Linked DNA regions of Mus musculus: region 1 is linked to region 2. Evidence: chromatin loops called from intact Hi-C (ENCODE). Cell type or tissue: left cerebral cortex. All regions are shown on one strand. Each heading gives the region's core, and the rest is flanking DNA. Links, peaks and the distances in the headings are about the cores only.

Region 1 (10,634 bases), core at 1,085-9,084, 140 kb after region 2:
ATATATATATATATATATATATATATATATATATATATATATGTATTTGGTTAACATCATGACAGTATGTGTTTTTAGACTACACTCCCAAATATCATCAAAGCTATATTTTATTACATTACATGATCTCATTTTTGTTCCTGTTTTTTTCTTCCTCTGCTTGTTTTCAGCAGTTAATTTTATTATGTGTCTTGGGTAATACACTACATAAGGAGATGTTTAATATCTATTTGTTAGATCCAATAATATCTTCTATCTCCTAGAATACTCACAGATTTAGGTTCAGACAGAACATCTTGCTACACAAATTCGTCTGAGAATTGAGTTAACTACCCCACATAAAGAGACTACAAGGAACGCTCACCAGATGTCAGATGTGAACCCTATTTTGTCTTTTCTTCTGCCACCTTTACAAATAGAGGCAAGGCACAGAAGAGTAACTCATACAAAAAAGAACTGCACGGCTATTCATGTCGTTACTTTTTAACGTTCTGCACTATATTCACTATTTCCATAAATACACCTGTCAAATGAGTGGATGTCATTGTTAGAAAATGTTCATTGTCCTACAGTTTAGCTGCTATCTTTTGGGTTATTTTGTTTGGTATTTGCTTGTTTTGCTTTTAAATAGCCTTCCTCTTTTGAGTTTGACTTTCTCCCATGTCAGCTTGACACAAGCTAGAGTCATCAGAGAAGAGGGAGCCACATTGAGAAAATGCCTCAATAAGGTTAGGCTGTAAGTAGGATTATTACTTCTGGTCATGGTGTTTGAGCATAGTGATAGTAACCCTAACAAATAAGATTTCTATACGCTTCCATGTACTGTATTATGTTTCTATGAATGGATGTCTTCATATGTTGACTTCAAATATTATCTGCTGAAGTATATTGAATTAAAGTTAGTAGAATAAAGCTAGTTTACCAACCGATAATTAAATCCGTATTCCAAAGCATGAAACAAATTTAATACTATGTGAAAGACTAATATGAAAGTAGATCCTGTATCCAGAGTAGATAACATGAACTCATTTAAGCAGTTCAGAAAGGAAGATGTTGATTTCTAGCTCTGTCTCCTATAGCTTTAGAAATATTTATTAGATGTTATAGGAATGCCACACTAAATGTAAATTCTATATAAAGAAAAGACACTTTTGAAGTGTTTATTACCCCATTTGTGACATCTCTGTATACAAACTGTTATGATAGATGTAAGATCAGGGACTAAAGTGTTCTCTCTTTGGCCTATCTCTCCTAGTTGCATGCTTCCTAAATGGCGTGGATAATGCGTCCAAAATACCCTGCAGAGTATTTTGCTAGAAGTTCAGTAAATGTTTGCTGAATTGAATTGCCACATTAACATGTAAATTGTCAGATTGCAGAGTTTACAGCTTGTAAATCTTATTTTAAAAATCTAGGTTTACACAAATTTGCATATTATTTAGAAAATGAATAAATTAAACCCAAATCAGTGTCTCATTTATATGCATTTCCACACCCTCATTTGAATGGTTTAAAGTGCTACTACTGGCCAGCAAGTTTGATAGGCCCCTAAGCAATGTTCATATAGGAATTAATTGTTTCCTTTAGAAGAATGCCCACAAAAATTATTATCTATTACTTAATTTTCCAAATGAAAATTCTTCAGAAAATATAGCTACTACTCACCCACAATCTTTTAGCTCAGTGTTTGAAAATATATAAATAATTGAATTTCACAGACATCTTGGATGTTTCTCCAACAAATACTGTTGATCAGGTCATGTGAGTGAATTGCAAGCTACAGATATCGTGTTTTATGCTCTCCCCCAGTGCAAAGCTGTTGTTTACTGAATGGTCATTTTTGGCTAAGTTTCATCACAAAACCGTGTATATCTGAGTAGCTTTCTTTTCAGGCACTTGTGAATATGATTGTGGCCCTGAAGGGGGTAGGAACCCCACAGGAAGATCAACAGAGTCAATTAATATGGACAATTGGGGTTCTCGGAGTCTGAACCACCAACCAAAGAATATACATGGGCTTTACCTAGGCTTCTCTACATTTATGTAGCAGATGTGCAGATTGGTCTTCATATGGATCTTGAGTAACTGGAATAGGGACTATCCCCAAAGCTGTTGACTGTATGTGGATATGTTCTAGCTGCGCTGCTTGTTTTGGGAAACATCTAACCTCCCAGAGCCTTGATGTGACAGGGTAGGGGGGATACTGGGGGGGTAAGATGGTGAACAGGATGTAAAGTGAATAAGTTAAATAAATAAATAAATAAATAAATAAATAAATAAATAAATATGTTTCCAAGTTTTTTTTTTTTTTATTTTAAACACAAAGCCTGGCTTATTCGTAATTTCTCTTTCATTATCATTGTTTTATTTTAAAAAGTACAATTTATAAATATTTATCGAAAAACTGAGAAAGAACATCCAATATATTAGTTAAATTTTAATAGCCATGACTCAAAATAATGCTGTACTCACTCTGGAGCTATGTCTTTTAATTGAAGGTTTACGTTTGATGATGGAAAAAGTATAAATTATATCTCATATAATAGCCTATCTACACCAATTGCAACTACCTGCACAAATAATTTACCTGATGAATGGGAATCGTTTAGCGAGGGGATAGTTAGCAAAGTTTTCTTAGTTGGTTTGTTGTTTTTATTTTTGATTTTAAGGTAAGGGTTATTTAGAGGCAGCGAAAAGAATACACTTTCATCTTTTAAGTGACTCAGAAAGAGCAACATTGATATATTCATGAATTTAAACACACTTAAAGCCAAATCATGGCACCTTTCCAGATCCATCAAGACATCAGTTTACTTTTACTGGGAATATGAAAGGAGACTAAGAGAAAGCCAACGCTGCAGGAAGCTACAATTATGTTTTACAGGCTGCAATGTTCCAGGGTGTTCAGCGGATGATGTTTTTGTCTTGTCGTCAATAAATTCTGCCCCATGTTTCTATAATCACAATGCAGTTTTTACAGTAGGCAATTATTTTTAATTGTACGGATACGCAACCCCTTATTAAGTTAAGAGGAAGAGAGTTGCTGCACATATTAAAGAAACTGCAAACTCCAGTAGGATCTTTTGATTTCTAAATGATTTTGACAGTCTCTTCAAGAGTGGTTGCCCCATTTTCCTCCTTGAATTTAAAAAGGTTGTTTTTTTTTTTTTAAAGGGAAACTTCTGACAGCATAATCTCTGCATGATTTTTGTATGGCAGATTAGATAGTGAAAGGTTCCATCTACCACTCCCCAACCAATCAATTGCCTGAAAGACTAGCTCCATAGTTCTGCCATGCCTGTCTGAGTTATTTTATTTTTAAAAGAACATTGAATCACAACTGTTGAGAGCTGCATATTTAGGGAAAGATGCCCATCTCTGTCTCTGGAGGTTTCATTTAAATCGGAATGATAACAAGTTGAATAGGTTAAAAGTTGTTGCTATTTGACTGGAAACAAATTCTTCTCTTAATATTGCACAGTTGTGCATGTGTGTGCACACTCACACACACAGAAACACACACAGAAACACACGTGCACACACACATAAACACACACACACACAGACACACAGACAGAGACAGACAAAGACTAGAGAGACAGAGACAGAAAGACAGTTAGAGAAAGAACACCACCACTACCACCACCATACCATCAATGTTTATTTTAAATATGTACTAATCCTTAATTATTTCAAGTAAGATTCAATATTTATTTATTGATTGATTCATATTATTTTTTAATCTTTTTACAGTCCAGTAGTTATTTTCCTCCTTGTCTGCCCTCTGTTCCTCATTCATTTTTTCTTGCCCCTATCTCCAAGAGTATGTCTCCAACTCCCCTACCCCACCAGACCTGGGGTCTCAAGTCTCTGAAGGGTTGCCTGTGTCTTATCTCACTATCTCACTGAAGCCAGACCAGACAGTCCTTTACTGTATATGTGTTGAGGGGCCCATATCAGATAAGATATATATATATATATATATATATATATATCTGTTCCTTCTTTCTTCTTTTTTTTCTTTCCATCTTGACCAGTTTTCATATCAATTCCTCCTCCCTTTGTTTCTTTGCATAAAATAGAATATTTCCCATAGATATCAAACACCTATGGCATTTCAAATTACAGTAAGTCTAGGCACCTCCCCTTGAATTGACCCAAGAGGAAAGGGTCCCAAAAGGAGACAAAAGAGTTTATTTTCACTCCATCAATTCTGTTTTCAATTATATACTCCCTTAGTTACTGTTTCATAATATTTTTTCAGCTCTACTTAGTCTCTGTGCTATTCAGCTTTGCAAAAGATTTTAATATATGTAGCAGATAATAAGCTTCTTATAAACAAACGCTACTGGTCTTTATACTATACGTTTCTCTCTTCATGCAAATAATATATACATAGAGAGCACAAGCATGCATAAATGCAAATGCAACCCATATATTTAGACTGTAAATATTATGTATACATGTCTGGTAATGTGTTTTGTGTATATAAATTTCACTATGCATTCATTGAGATGAAGAAGACAGAAAACATAATTTTTCTTATACATCATTACATTTACTGGAAATGTTATATTATACTATGTATTGTATTTCATAAATTATATTATGAATTAAATCAAAATTTCCTTTTGAATAAACAGTTTAGCTAAGGTGTTTGACCTTTGACCTCAGAAACAATGTTTTATTTGCTTTTCAATGATATTATAAAGCATAATGACAAGTTTTCCATGAGCTATCTCCCTCTCCAAATTTACTCAGTTATAGAAGCTTGGCCACACTTAGTGAAAGTGAATTTGACAAATTAGATATCATTGTTCCAGCAAAGAAATGATAATTGATTGCCAAAAGCTTTCTGTTCCCCTCCTCTAAAAACTTAAAACTAACAATCCTCACAATGGACTTCACTCAAAATTAAATATATATATATATATATCTTTTAAACAAATAACATACTTGCATATTTTGTAATAAGAGATTGAGCTCATTTTCTACCCCAGAAAAAGGAAATTGAGTCTTTAGTCAAAAGGTGGCAGACTGTTTTAGCAACTCATATGACTATGAAGGATTCACTCTGCAGTGAAATTTCAAAGTCAGCCTTGTTTTGGTTCTTGTGATCTCTTCTTGCTCTTCAATCACATCTTCTTACCACAAAGTATAAGACTCTCTTTCTTACTCCTTACTGTATGGAGGAGTAACGGAGAGTGTTCACTTTGTAAACTCTGGGTTGTAAATTTTCAAATTCAAAAACACTGCTAGAGAGTGTTTGCCTCTAACAAAATATCTTGGACACATTATATAAGGTTATAGAATAACTTTAAATTCAGTGTTTTGAAACATTATTGTTTGACCTTCAAGGCTGATTAGAAATATCATCCTTTAATATCTATGTTGGATGAAGAGTGAGAGTGCATGTTTATCTTTGTCAACATACAGTCTGCATGTTGTCCCTTCTTTGTCACTACTTGCCTCTTGGTTCGTTTAATCTCTGGAATCCCAGTGTGTTATAGGATGCACAGTAGTGTCTAGTTTCACACCTCAGTTAAACACATCCAATGGCCATATGTTCCCTTATCATTGGTGCAATTTTGTAATATTTCCCAAATCTGCATATGTCATGAGACTTTTTTCTATGAACAGTAAAGTTTAAACAATATTTTTCAGAATTTTAACTATATTTCAATTCTTTGAGAATATGTTTTGTGTAGAGACAATTAAAAAACAGATATAAAAGGAAGTATTATCAAAATCATAAAGCAACAACCCACATGGCTTCACAGGAGAAGTCTATAAAGCCTTCAAATGTCATGCCGCCCACATCTCTACATATTTTTACAGGATTAAAAAAAGTGACAGAACCCTTCCTGATTCACATTATCTCCCTCCCCTCTCCTCTCTTCTTTACTCTCCAATCCCTTCTCTATCTCATGGACAGATCAGACTTAGAGCTTGTGGCATGTTAAGCAAGCATACTATGCCACTCAGCTAAACTCTCAGCCCCACAATCTTGATAACTAATTAAGGTATAAAGTATTAATAAATGCCAGTGTGTAGAAATATTTTGTTTCATACTGAATGTTCACACATTCTTAAACATTCTCTCATATACACTTATTCTTAATTACAAGATGAAAGGCATCTTACTTGGAAAGTCAAGAAACCATATTAAACCAACTATTAGTGCTGTGACAAGCAGATGTCAGTCTTTGATCCACTAATCGCTCCCATCCCAAATGTTGCTTCCATTTTCCCCCTAGAGAGTAGCATGTGACTAAGAATAGGACTTCACTAATTAATCACTCGAGCCTCTCTAGAAATCTGCTATGTGTGCAATCACCACATAGGCTTCTTTTGCCTTTATCACATATAGCTCTGCTACTCAGAAATATGCTTCATTAAGTCAGTTTTATAAAGAGCACAAGTCTATGTTCGGAAGAGAACAATTTTGTCTATGGTAATCATAAAGGGCCTGAATTAGAGTCATGGTAGCTGTTTAAAAAATAGATCAAAATTTCATGACTAAACAAGACCAAAGTTTCTTGCTTAAGAAATAGTTTGGCAAACATCTTCATGCTATAACCTCTAGAGACATGACTTCCTTTGCTTTTAGATGTCATGAAGAGGAACATCAAGGGTTCATGAGTCATACAGAACTGCAACTGTTATTCCATTGTGGGCCACATTCACAGCAGGAAATACAGCAGGTGTGATGCCATCATGAAGCCAATGAAAGGAAAAATTGATTGTGCATCTTTCATTTCCATATGTGTCTTCTCAAACTCCATAGGGAACAATAATTCCAATGGCCTCTTCAAAAAGTGTTTTAATGGTCACCTCCTCAATCTTTTCATTTTTTAAATTTTTAAAAATCTTTTGGGTGTTTCTGTGTAACAGCCCTGGATGTCTTGGAACTCTATTTGTAGACCAGGCTGCCTTGAATTGACAGAGATCTTCCTGCCTCTGCCTCCAGAGCACTGGGATTGAGAACATAAGCCACCATATTCAGCTCCACCTACACATTCTTAATAGAACTCTATAATATTCTTCCTCAGAAAATTTTTACAAAGATATTTTATCGTCCATCTATGTCCTTAAAGGAATGGAATGTACCAGCTGTTCTGGAATCTTCTGAAGGTTCCATGTGCCTAATTTTAGCAATGGCATGTCTGAGGTTCAGATGTTTATCATTTACCTGGAGGCACTAATTACTATGAAAAAAATCCATTAAAATTGGAACCACATAAGTCAGTTGAACATTTTTTAATCAAATAATTCAGGATGCTGTTAAAATATTAATTTCATATCTTAAATATTTATGCCTACTTGAAACCCACTAATAAATGGTACCTTGCCAATTTTCAGTGCAAGTCAAAGTCTACATAATACAACTCAGGTGTCTATCATTCATTAACCGCTCCAGGATCAGAGTCTACCTACAACTCCTAGCCTTAATCTGTTCCCTTTTTCTTTTCTTCCCAACCCTTCCTCCTCTCTCTCTCTCTCTCTCCTCCTTTCTTTACCCCCTCTCTAAAGTTCTATCTTTCAATCTTTCTTTCTACTTTGATTAAAGAATGAATTCAGAGCCCTTTAAGATTTAGTATGAGATCAGAGTGTATTGAGAGTGATACAATTTTAACAGTCTTTACCAGCCTGAATTTAAAAATATTCACAAAAATCTCAATTCCTAAGTGATGAATATTTCATAGAAACAAATTTGTGTGTACAGCTGTACTTTGTAAGTTTATGAAATATTTAATAAAAATTTTAAATTAAATAATAAAAACTGTCTAAAATTTTGAGAGCTACTGTTATAACAATTCTATAAATGTTTTTGATTTATTTTGAATGCCATTTTAATCATATAACTTAAGCAGGGTAAAAAACATTTTATTCCTTTTGGATAAAAAAATTGATTTTATAAATCTGGAAGTAAAGTCTTAGTTTGGACAGTTTTATGCAGTATATATAGTTTACTTCTCTCTGATGAGAAAGTTGGATATTTCCTGTGTAGTCACTGAATCATTATGTTGATTGTTCTCATTTGCTCTCATTTATGATTCTGTCATTAGGTACTCACCTGTGCTTAGAATCTTTCTGACTTACTTATTCCTTCAGTCTACTAACGTCTGTTAGTATTGTTCCTAGGTTTCTGAATTCTAGAAAAAAATTCCATCACACCTGCTTGTTAAGTTCTTGTTTTCTCTATCTTTTAATATACAGAGAAGTAAAAATACATACATTATGCTTGCTTCAGAGCATCCAACCCTTTTCTCATAATACAGTGCATTATAGCTTTCATTTCTAATATAAAATTCAAGTTTAAATATAATTAATGTACTCCTTTGGGAAATGGGTAAATGCAAAAATGCTAAAGTAAAATTGCATATGCATTTGCTTGTCTGGACTGCAGATACTGTCAACAGATTCTGCTGTCATAATAAACGTGTGTGCTAGAAATTAGTGCTAGAAATTGTCCATATTAGAAATATCCTCTCAACTTCTGGCATGTTACTGATGTTTTCTCTTCCATATAAACTCCCTTTACTGTTTATAGGTTTCCTAATCATTCATTCTCCTCTGAATAATTTCTATTTTTAATTAGTTGTCTCTGACTCACTTCTACGATTATAGTAACATCAGATGATATGACAAAGGCAGGTCACCCTTTTTTAACAGAACTCCATACCTGAGAGAGAGACTATGTGAATGAATACACCACTTTAAACATGCTATTTCTTATCCCCTTCATAATTTAAAACTGTATTTTCATGTCATAACTTATTAACTAATTCTACTTATATCTAATATGTATAATCTAGATATACATATATTTATTTGTATAAGCAATAAAAATAATGCAGTGAGAATTTCTAGCTTCTATTCTCTTTATATTCCATCTGTTGTAAAATAAAGTACTTAAAATATTAATTGCTTCTAATTGTTTGTTGAGACACAACTGCATATAATTTGTTGTATTCTCATTAAATTATCTTTTAGAAATAAATATTAAACTACAAAATTTAGATATTCAAATGACATGCAAATTTTAATTAATCACAAAACAAACAAACAAACAAAAACTTGACTTTTCCCCACCACACAGAGCTCAAGTCAGTCTTGAAATAATATACTTCAAGGTAATGTCCTGAGTGTATGCTTTCTGCTCAGAATGGTTATTTATAGTTGGATCAATTAATTCCTAGAATCTGCAGGGTAAAGAATCCCTTTATCCTGTCATCCTATAGAGCTAAGTGTATGGTCTATGCTGAGCTGAAGCAAACTTTAAAGCTGATCAAACTTCTAAGCAAAATCCTGTATTACGATTAGTGATGGGTCTGATGCTGTGAAGTGAATAGAGGGGAAAGAATCATAGAGGGTTCCCAGGTTGGAGTTGGATGAAAGAGTCGTGGGAATGAACTGTATATCTGGGGCTTATTCCAACTGCCTTGGTGGCTGGAACTAGGTCTGAAATCTTGTTAGGACAAACCTTCTTGGGATACTTTATGCCTTTTCTCTTTTTAGTAAGATCAGATGGACCAAAGGAGCAGTTTGCTTTTTCAAAAAGCACCAAGAGAAATAAGATGGGAATTTCAGATACAGACCACAGAACTGACAAGTCCGGCTTAGAAGACAGGACCCTTCAAAGTTTCTGAGGCTACTCAGAGCTAATTTATAAGCGAGTAGCATTTATAGAAATGATACAATTTGTTTTAAGTAATTAAATTAGGTATGTATCCAAATTTGGCTAGTGATTAGAATTTCACTTTTATCTACATGTAAAAGCAAATAAAACATAAGAAAAATAAATAAAAATAGCTTGTGTTGACTTGATTTAAAAATTTGTATACACATCATTGTGCGTTATGTATCTGTCTTTCTACTGATTCTATGAAATGGGAGACTTCTAATTCACTAGACACACATTTTTTCCTGTTTATAACAAACCTGTCAGGCATCTTTTATCTTTGTAGAATATATGAATGAGCATTTTCATATCTGAAAGACAGACAAAACTAACAGTAACTGGATCATAAGATCCTTGTGATAACAAATTAAACATAATTTTGCTTTGACAACCATAAATCAAGCATTTTATATAAAATGTAGGGAATGTGTTCTTTCATATATATTGTCTTACTTTAAAGAATGTGGAAAGCATTAAAATGAAAAAGCAATTTAAAATTGTGGGCCCTTCGGAAACCAAATCTGGTTAGAAAAAAAGTTTATATATTTGATACTTAGGTTTATTTACTTTTTTTTTTCTTGTTTCTTTTTTATTACGTGTTTTCCTCAATTACATTTCCAATGCTATCCCAAAAGTCCCCCATACTCTCCCCACACTCCCCTACTCCTGTAACACATTTTGCTGTATATAGCCTTAACTTTTACTATTACTCAATATATAGTATTCAATTTACATTATTATTATTATTATTATTATTATTATTATTATTATTATTTAAGCAAAACTCCGTTTGTTCTATGCTTTAGGAGATTTTTAAAGGATGAATAAAACATAAACACACACCACTAAGCATGAGCATTAAAAACTAGTAATGGAAGCATTTAGGAAATATTTATTTTATACTTTCCTATGGATTGTGAATGTAGCTCAGTTGTAGAGCCCACACAAG
Region 2 (10,634 bases), core at 773-8,772:
CACTACTTTTCATGACAATGCATGCCCGATGATCTGCACCATCACATGATTCCAGGACATTTTGTTTAATCGCTAACGAGTGTCTCCCCACCACACACACTTTCTAGTTGGGATGAATAAGGAAACCTATGAGCATTTGTATATGTGTGTATACATGTGTAAATATTCATGTCTGAACATCTGCTTTCTATGAACTTTTTTTTATGATTTTCTTGACACATAGTCAGGTATGTGCTATAGGAACACGTGGAGTCTGAGTAAAGATGTAGTTTGCATTTCAAAGCCAACAATGACAGGGTTATTTCATCATTTGTCTCTCTCATAAGCAGTCTAAATGACTTCAGAAAGACAGAAAAAGAAACCCACAGGGATTCTTACAGTGAACAGTAGGTGGATACAGGGCAGTGATCTCCACACATTCTTTCAACTGTACCAAATTAGGGGATCTTTCCCATCAGTCTCTCTAGCTATTAGGTAAATGGTGAGAGGACAAAGCATAGGATTGGAATGAGAATTAAAAGTATCAGTAAACATTTATTTTTTGTTGTTTTTTGTTTGTTTGCTTGTTTTCTTTTTTTAAAATTTATTACGTATTTTCCTCAATGACATTTCCAATGCTATCCCAAAAGTCCCCCATACCCTCCCCCCCCCACTTCCCTACCCACCCATTCTCATTTTTTTTTGGCCCTGGCGTTCCCCTGTACTGGGGCATATAAAGTTTGTGTGTCCCATGGGCCTCTCTTTCCAGTGATGGCTGACTAGGCCATCTTTTGATACATATGTAGCTAGAGTCAAGAGCTCTGGAGTACTGGGTAGTTCATAATGTTGTTGTACCTACAGGGTTTCAGATCTCTTTAGCTCCTTGGATATTTTCTCTAGCTCCTCCATTGGGGGCCCTGTGATCCATCCAATAGTTGACTGTGAGCATCCACTTATGTGTTTGCTAGGCCCCTGCCTAGTCTCACAGGAGACAGCTATATCTGGGTCCTTTCAGCAAAATCTTGCTAGCGTGTGCAATGGTGTCAGCGTTTGGAAGCTGATTATGGGATGGATCCCCAGATATGGCAGTCTCTAGATGGTCTATCCTTTCGTCTCAGCTCCAAACTTTGTCTCTGTAACTCCTTCCATGGGTGTTTTGTTCCCAATTCTAAGAAGGGGCACAGTGTCCACACTTTGGTCTTCATTCTTCTAGAGTTTCATGCATTTGGCAAATTGTATCTTATATCTTGGGTATACTAAGTTTTGGGCTAGTATCCACTTATCAGTGAGTACATATTGTATGAGTTCCTTTGTGATTGGGTTACCTTGCTCAGGATGATGCCCTCTAGGTCCATCCATTTGCCTAGGAATTTCATAAATTCATTCTTTTTAATAGCTGAGTAGTACTCCATTGTGTAAATGTACCACATTTTCTGTATCCATTCCTCTGTTGAGGGGGCATCTGGGTTCTTTCCAGCTTCTGGCTATTATAAATAAGGCTGCTATGAACATAGTGGAGCATGTGTCCTTCATACCAGTTGGGACATCTTCTGGATATATGCCCAGAAGAGGCATTGCTGGATCCTCCGGTAGTACTATGTCCAATTTTCTAAGGAACCGCCAGACTGATTTCCAGAGTGGTTGTACAAGCTTGCAATCCCACCAACAGTGGTGGAGTGTTCCTCTTTCTCCACATCCTCGCCAGCATCTGCTGTCACCTGAATTTTTGATCTTAACCATTCTGACTGGTGTGAGGTGGAATCTCAGGGTTGTTTTCATTTGCATTTCCCTGATAATTAAGGATGTTGAACATTTTTTCAGGTGCTTCTCTGCCATTCGGTATTCCTCGGGTGAGAATTCTTTGTTCAATTCTGAGCCCCATTTTTTAATGGGGTTATTTGATTTTCTGGAGTCCACCCTCTTCAGTTCTTTATATATATTGGATATTAGTCCCCTATCTGATTTAGGATAGGTAAAGATACTTTCCCAATCTGTTGGTGGCCTTTTTGTCTTATTGACAGTATCTTTTGCCTTGCAGAAGCTTTGCAGTTTCATGAGGTCCTATTTGTCTATTCTTGATCTTACAGCACAAGCCATTGCTGTTCTATTCAGGAATTTTTCCCCTATGCCCATATCTTCGAGGCTTTTCCCCACTTTCTCCTCTATACGTTTCAGTGTGTCTGGCTTTATGTGAAGTTCCTTGATCCACTTCTTCAACGAATTAGAAAGAGCAATCTGCAAATTCATCTGGAATAACAAAAAACCTAGGATAGCAAAAACTTTTCTCAAGGATAAAAGAACCTCTGGTGGAATCACCACCCCTGACCTAAAGCTTTACTACAGAGCAATTGTGATAAAAGCTGCGTGGTACTGGTATAGTGACAGACAAGTAGACCAATGGAATAGAATTGAAGACCCAGAAATTAACCCACACACCTATGGCCACTTGATCTTCGACAAGGGAGCTAAAACCATCCAGTGGAAGAAAGACAGCATTTTCAACAAATGGTGCTGGCACAACTGGTTGTTTTCATGTAGAAGAATGCGAATCGATCCATTCCTATCTCATTGTACTAACATTTATTTTTAAATAGAGTCAGCCTCATTACTATGCATTGAAGTTGTTGGTGGGCGTGGCAATTCCATGATCAGCTTTTTATGGAAAATTTCATTTTCAAAGTGATTGCAATGTTTTACTTTCTTACGAATACTTCCTATTGATAATTGATTGGTTGATTTATTTATGTTATCGTGGATATGAAGATGAATTATATCAAAGATCCTATTTATTCACTGGGCAATTCCTATATTCTCAGACAAACTGATATTCACATTTTTTCAGAAGTTTTACTTCTGTTATTCCTTAGTTATTGTTGAGCTATTAATGTTCTTTGCATATTCTGAATATAAGACCAACATTATCTGATTTGAGGATGTTTTTTTTGTCCATTGTGCATATTGCCTCTTCACTTTCTTGGTGATTATTTTTTTAAATGCTTTTAATTTTGGTTAAGTGCTTTTCAATTTTTTATATGCACACACACACTAGTGTGTGTGTGTGTGTGTGTGTGTGTGTGTGTGTGCGTGCGTGCAAGTGCACGCGCATATTTGTGTATGCATGTATATGCATGCATGCACCAAGCCCATGTGTTTCAAGAAGCTATAGAATACCCTGATGGGGTCATTTCTTTCCTTCTGCCACGTAAGCTCTCAGACTCAAGTCAGGTCATTAGATTTAGCAGCAAGGACTGTAACCTGCTGAGCCATCTGAGCAGCTCTCAAATCTTACTTTTAAATTTGTTTCTCTGCTTGCTTTTGCTTTTAGTATTATACACAAAGAAACACTACCTAATTCACAATCACTATGATTTATACTCCCTGTAGTATCTTCCAAATGAAAACTATTTATTAAGATGTTTTATTTTGTTTGCTTTTATAGCCAGAAACTGTCACCCTGTAAGACTACTACACTTCTTCTAGAGTTCATTAGTAAAGATAAGTAAATGACTTTGTGTCTAGAGCCACTTTTCATGATGAAAATGTTTCAAGTTCTTCATTTCATAATCGGTACTGATCACAGTGGCTTCCAACACAGGGCAGCAGCACACTGGGGTACAGGTGTGGATTGCTTGGCTAGAATCACTCCAGGGGCAGTGTCCATTCACTAATATACCAAGGTACACCTTGGTATACACATACAATTTAAATCTTAGTTAAAACAAAATAATATATGGTAATAACCCTGGGATATACAGAATTGCTATGAAACTGAATGCTCTAAAACATAGGTACTCTATTTACTCTCTTTCATACTGCCATTGGGGAAAAAAAACAGCATTTTTTTATTGCATTTGTTTTTTATTTCTGTGTGTGGGTATTTTTGTACTCCATGCACACTTGGTATCCGTGGAGGTCAGAAAACAGTGTAAGTTTGTCTGTAGTTGCAGTTATGGGTTGTGAGCTATGATAAAGGTGATGGGCATTGAATCCAGTTCCTCTGAAGGAGAAGACAGTGGGCTCTTACCCATGGAACCATCTCTCTATCCCTTGAAATCACATCATAACAATGACATCTTTAATCCTCTGTTCAACCCAAGTCATATGCCATTATCAGTAGAGCTGTTGACTTGGAACATGGTCTCCACAGAGTATTGTATTTCACTTTCACCCCAGGTCTCAAGAATTAGAGTCATGAAGGATAATGTATGGTCCTTCTACTTATTAGCTGTGATTTTTAAGTTACATAGTCCCACCAAGTCTCTTTTCCTATGTAAAAATGCAGGCAATGATACTTACCTGTTTGTCAGTGAAGCCAGGAGGTAAACCACAATGAAGAGCAGGTATCCCAGCACATAGAACATAATGTTAACTAGGGTACTGGCATAAAGATAATAGAGAATTAATAATTTTAGAATTATAAGCACAAATCAACCATTGATATTTTTTTCCAAGGAAAGAGGCTAACACAGCATGGCTAGTTTATGTATCTTTTTTTTTTTTAAAGTAGATATGATGTGTCTGCCCTTTATTCATCCAACTGAGTGCCTTTCTGGTCTTTCCTCTTTAGAGTGAAAACCAAAAGCCACCAGCAGTTCCCTAATCCTGTGTCTATTTCTTCCTTTATTTCTTCAGTCTAAGGAGCAATGGCTACTACTTGAGATGAGAACTGTGGATTCAGAGTCTACTTGAAATGTACCATCTGGTTGGTTACGTTTCTCTCTGGGGTAAAAGACACCCACAGGGTGCTCTTTGAGTCACCCTTTCAAAGGCACACTGCCCACTGAGTGAGGAAAATATTTCCAGACGGAAGTCACCACCCTCAGCAGGTGGAGTCTCTCTTTTAGCGAGAGAAGGCTAATCTAGGCTGGATGGAAAGTTTTCAGGCCCTTCACTCCACTAGAATGTCTGATTGTTCCCACCAGAATCAGGTGAACTTCGCACCAGCCTTCTCTCATCTCCTCAACTCTGAGCGAGCACACATCTTTACTTGAAGTCAGCGGGAGCGCCCGGAGAAAGAGGAACATTTGGAAGTGGCAGATGAAAGGCTCCAGCATCAACTCATCCTTCTGTCTCCATGGTCTGGATGACTCTTCCTATTCAGTAGCAAATGCTGAGAAGTAATTATCTTTCCACTAGCTTGCTTTAAAATGCCAGGAGGTTATAAATATTCCCCTAGGAGTGAAACAGCTTGGAGATATAAAACAGGAAGTGAACGGAAAGGGTGGGTGAATGTCTTGTGATGCCAACCTCGAATTACAGGACACAAGCTTTTTATTTAACCAGTGAAGGTGTCTTGATTCCCTCTTCCAACTGAATGAAGTTGAAAGGAAAATTTACAAGATGTCTTAAAGTGCTAAACTATGTGAGTAACATAGGGGACCAACCTTTGTCACATGATAAGGGTAATGAGAATAAATAAAGTTGGTGTACAGTCCTGACCAATAAATAAGCAACAATGGGGAAAATATCAAATGAGCAATAATTTTCAAGAATTACTTCTTGAAATGTATGAAAGGATGTTTTAAGCAAAAGCTCTAGAGAAATAAATGTTAATGAGCTACAGAAAGGCTCAGTATTTGGAAGAAGAAGAAAGACAGGTCTCTAGCCTTGTGAATTACATAGTGCTGGTCAGAAAATACTGTATCATTTTCTGTCTAAACAGTGATAATGATATTGCAAGAAACTTGTGCTGATGTGTCCTCATCCCCATGGTACATAATGTAAAATTTACAGGTGAATAAATAAATATTTCCTTCTTTTCTTTCGGGCTATTGTATCAATGCATTCTATGTAAGTTTTTGTTCCAGTAATACTTATTTGTTAATCTCTTTTTCAAGGTTCTATGGCCAGTACCAGGACCTTTAGCAGTATTATGTATGTGTTTTACGTGGCTTATTTTTGAGTTCTCGCCGTTTTCATTTGAAGTTCTCTGACCCTGATGACAGTTAAAATATTGGTTTCCGCTGTGGCAACCTCAGGAAGTCCTAGATTGGTTCTAACCGAGAAGACATGACTATTGCTTACAAATATGGAGTTAAGGAAGAAGTCAAAACAAACAACAGACATTTGAGAAAGAATCTGCTGATTCAGTGTCATAGCATTTACCTCCATGACGAATCATGCACTACCAACCTTAAGGAAATCTTTGATGTATATATTTTATCACCAAAGAGTCCTACACTACTAAAGTCAATTGACCTCTTGATGAAGGTTCATCCATCTAGAGGAGATTTAATATCTTTTCCCTGGAATCCTGATTTCCCAGTGACAAACACACAAAGTGACATGGATTCTTCTTAACTCTTAATGAACTAACTGATCTTTTCATTTCTTTATTAAAATGCATATTGAATGCCTGTGTGATTTTTGCTTCATATCTTAGTCATAAACAAATATTTCAACACTATATTTTACTTTGTTCTTGTAGGCTTGTAATCCCAGCTATTTGCAAGGTTGATAAAGAAGGATCATGAATTCAATGGTTGTCTTGTGTTACAGTATGAATTCTAGGCTAGCCTTAATGACTTTCTCAGGTCCTATGTGGTGAGGTGGGATAGGAAGAGGGGGCAGAGAAGGATAGAATATATTCCTAGGTACTGCATTTGATTAACAGGCAGGGATACCCCATGTGATCTCAGTAATGCAGAAACATTAATGATGATATTGTACTGTCAGAAAGTTGTTGTAGTTTACAGCTACATGTCTTTATTCTCACTCCCTCCATCTGCACAAAGGACATAAGAATAGGAGTGTTTCCTCAAAGTTTAGTAAATAATGCACAAAGCCACATAGTCTGACCCACAGCAAGATGGATATAAAAGGTACTGTATTATGGTCCATTTTTAAAACTCGGTGGAAGGAAAAAATAATTCCAGCTTCCTCACTTAGTAAGTCTGAAGAATAGCAGAAATATTTACTATCTTCCAAAACAGACAACACTAACTACAGCATTTTTTGAGCAGAGGACAAGAAGTTCTCTTCACAACTCAATCGTCTCTTCTTTCTATACACAATGGTCATGTGTGAAGGCAAGAATGAACTAAGACTCTTTTCACATTCCTTCCTATGATATTCCTAGGTGGAATGAGCTGCATTATGCTAATGCAATCCCGAGCAATTATGTATAATCAGAATGAACTGTGTAATCCTAATGCTCTTCCAGGCACTTACGGACTAGGAGAAAGAAAGGATCCACCTCATTAGGTTAACTATTCTGATTCACATAGTCTTTTTATTCCAAAAGAGATCAATTGTACACAATTTTATAAAGTTTCTATAAGCATTTTATAGAGCCAAGAAGTGAAAATCCGATGGCTGCTGATCTTGAGCACAGTAAGGGACAAGCTAGGACCTCTTTTCATCTCCTGTTTCACAACTACTGTCTGTGCTGATTAGAACCAGGTGATGTCTTTCCATGTGTTAAGAACTAAAGGACAGCTGTTCACTTACTTCTTATCTTCCCATGGCCCATGATTTCTGATGAATTGTGTATTTCTAAATTCATTCCTTCACACAGGGCAGAAACATTTATCTAAAGAAAAACAAGCATCTCTGTGATAGACACAAATTAAAATGGGAAATATGGGTCAGTAAGATACTCCAACTAAGATTCTACTGCCCATTAGCAAACTGGATATTTCATTACAGAGCTCTCTGGAGATTTAAGAGGAAAAATAATGTGGGTGAGCCATAGAAAAATATTAGAGAGAAAATGGTATAAAAAGGAGCTTTGGGGAGGTGGAGAGACCAGAGCTGTGGCAAGGAAATGTGCATTAGACAGTGAATTATGTTTCAATTTTAATCTTCCCACCTACATTCCTTATGCTCTCTCCATGTGGCTCATTTTTGCTCTGACTTTTAAGTGAAAAAACTTAAAATTGTAAATTAGGGAAGATCTTGTTTTGTGTCGGAGCATAGTTAACTGAGGAGGCACAGAGCTTAAGACTCACTGATTATTCTGATCATATGACAAATGGACCTTTGAGTAAATCCAGGGGTGCTGCACCTGCGTTTTATTCCCATAAAATGCCTTTGCAACCATTCAGAAGCACATGATAACTACATTCTGGGCATTTCAGGAACACAGCAGATGTGCTTCCGTCCTGGAGCAAGGACCCCATTCTGTATCATAGAGGAAAATTCAAGACAAAGCAAAGAAAAAGCCCAAGACCTTCCAGTAGCGACACATTAAGTGAAGAGAGTATAGCTACGTATCGTCTTTCATTTAGGCCGTTGTGTTAGGCAATCTAAGTAAATAACTGTATTGTTCATTTTCCTTTTATCTTTAATATTATTATTCTGTTTTGGTGAGGTGCCCATGCCACAGCATGCATCTAGACGTGAGATGACAACCTGGGAAGATTAGTCTCCCCCCCCTCTCCTATGAGTTCCTGGGGTGGAACTCAGGTCACTGGGTTTTTGCAGCAAATACCCCCTAAGCCATCTCATCTGACACAGTTTTTTTTATCATATTTTTATTGGTTAAATTATTCATCAACATGATGTAAATGTTAAAGACTGGGAAATCAAATGCATATAAAATCTGGAAGCTTACATATATGTTAATATATGGTGTTCTGGGAGTTATAACTATGTGGATATGTGTATTTAAATGTAGAGGTAGAGAAAAGTGTGTGAGTCTGAGGGTATGCTTCTTATCACACTTGGATTCTGAGTGTAAATATGTAAGTGGGGATATGAGAATATTTGAATGTATAAATAAATTTGGAATTGTATGAGTAGGGGAGTGTACAAGTTTGCGTGCATGTGTATGTACGTGCATATGTATATATGATTTGGGATTGCTGTAATTTCTAAATGGTATAATAAAGTGATAATGCCTTGTAAAATCTAAAGTGGCATTTAATTCTACTTCATCATGATACACTCTTACAGAGAACACACAATTTAAAAGTTTAAAAAGTAAAGCAGTGCTTTAAGGATATGAAAAGGCAGACCATGAATTTGTAAGAAAGCAAGAGGGGAATATGGGAGGTTTGGGGGGAATAAACGAAAGGAGAAATGATGTAATTAAATTATAATTTTAAAAAAAGATATAAGACACATTAGCTCCTTAGAACTTCAGTGTACATTCAAGGGCATGAAATATCAAAGAAGATTCATACTTACTTAGTCAGATGGAATGCCTCCTATAGAGTTGAGTCAATTTCAGACCTTTTGAATTTCTAAAATGACATTTTTTTGCTTAAATTGGGACTGTTTTAAGGAAAACTATGTTTGGCATTTTAGTTTCAGATTGGGAACTTCCGAATGAAGCTGATTATTTTCCTTAATGTAAAGCTTTTCTTTTGCCCATATGAATGCCCCAAATTCTAATCAGAGGTTACACTGTCCAGACAGTTCCCACAATATAATGTTCATTTCTGTCAACAATTCTCATGCAGACTGCTCTTCAAAGGACAACAATGAATTAAGTCAATAAAACTTTGACTAATTTATGGCTACAAGTAAAATCTTTATAAATTTATATGTATGCATATTTCTATAATTAGAACTTGTGAAATCCATACAGATTCCAGTAAAGCTTGCTTATTATGTGTCTGTATTTGTTACATTTCTGTTGTTGGGGCAAAAGCAAAAATAGCAACAACAGCAACAACAAACACTTGACCAAAAGCAACCCAGAAGAAGGGTTTCTCTCGGTTTCTTGTTCCAGATGGATAAGAGTCCATCATGGGGGAGAAGCATGGCAGTGTGTATCAGGCCTAGCAGCAGGAAGGAGAAGCTGAGAGCCACATCTCAACCATGAGAACAAAGCAGAGAGAGCAAACAAAAAGTGACAGGGAGCTTTTAATCTCAAAGCCTGTCCTCCAGTGATGTACTTCCTCCAACAAGGCTACACCTGCACCTCCCAAAACAGGGCTACCAACTAGAAACAGAGTGTTCAAATGAATGAGACTGAGGTAGCATCTCTCTTTCAAGCCATGATATCATCCTGACTTGTACAATACATTATTGATATTTCTTTCAAAAGCTTGATAGCAGGCAACCATAACTACTTTGAGGTCAAGACTCCTCCATGCCAGTGATAGCATTTCACAGCCTTCCCTCCTATCTCCTTGTTCTTACTTCTTTTCAAACCCTCTTGATGATGACCTATGAGCCCTAGAAGGGATGACGTGAGTATACTGTTGTGATTCATTATCACTTACTCTCAGCATGTAGAGCAGACACGTCTTTACATTTATTGCAAACAGACTTCTTCCATGAGTTTTAAAAAAACAAAAACAAAAACAAAGGAACAAAAAGACATGAATGTGGGAAAGAAACTAGTGGGGAGATGTTAAACTAGTATTAGAGGTAGGAGAGACATTAGAGAAGAAGGGCACTATTGGAGTCAGATTGTACTTTACACAAATAAGAAAATTTCCAAGATGAAACTCAATAAAAGTTATAAAAATTGATAGCCTTTGTTTTGAGAAGGAAACATATAGAAGCAGACCTAAAATTTTATATAGAATACCCAAGGAATAAACAATCTTCTCAAAACAGCTCAAGTATGAGTATACAGAGGTCCAAGACCTCTGAATATTCTCTCTAGCCATCTTTAAAACTCCTTCACACAAGCAGAAACTGAGGCCAAAATATCAATGAAGTCATAGATGCCAGAAGAGAAATAATAGAGCATACTGAGC

Evidence for each region. Peaks named below come from ENCODE experiments on the same cell type or tissue, not always from the same donor. Only the 100,000 strongest peaks of a DNase experiment are listed, where the experiment ranks them.
Region 1: it touches region 2 in a loop (5-fold over the local background); 2 of 42 quality-filtered maps call a loop at or near these places.

The regions. Positions count from the first base shown.
Region 1 is chr2:96,848,137-96,858,770 of GRCm38, forward strand. All of the region lies in intron 3 of Lrrc4c (leucine rich repeat containing 4C), which reads left to right. Among named protein-coding and RNA genes, the nearest start is that of Gm22313, 380 kb to the right of the region's middle. In left cerebral cortex, for the core only: no CTCF peak of the experiment used is centred there; DNase peaks (open chromatin) are centred at 5,229, 5,525, 5,831, 6,341 and 1 more place; H3K27ac peaks cover 1,497 bases.
Region 2 is chr2:96,709,763-96,720,396 of GRCm38, forward strand. All of the region lies in intron 2 of Lrrc4c (leucine rich repeat containing 4C), which reads left to right. Among named protein-coding and RNA genes, the nearest start is that of Lrrc4c, 400 kb to the left of the region's middle. In left cerebral cortex, for the core only: no CTCF peak of the experiment used is centred there; DNase peaks (open chromatin) are centred at 4,801, 5,033 and 7,800; H3K27ac peaks cover 4,734 bases.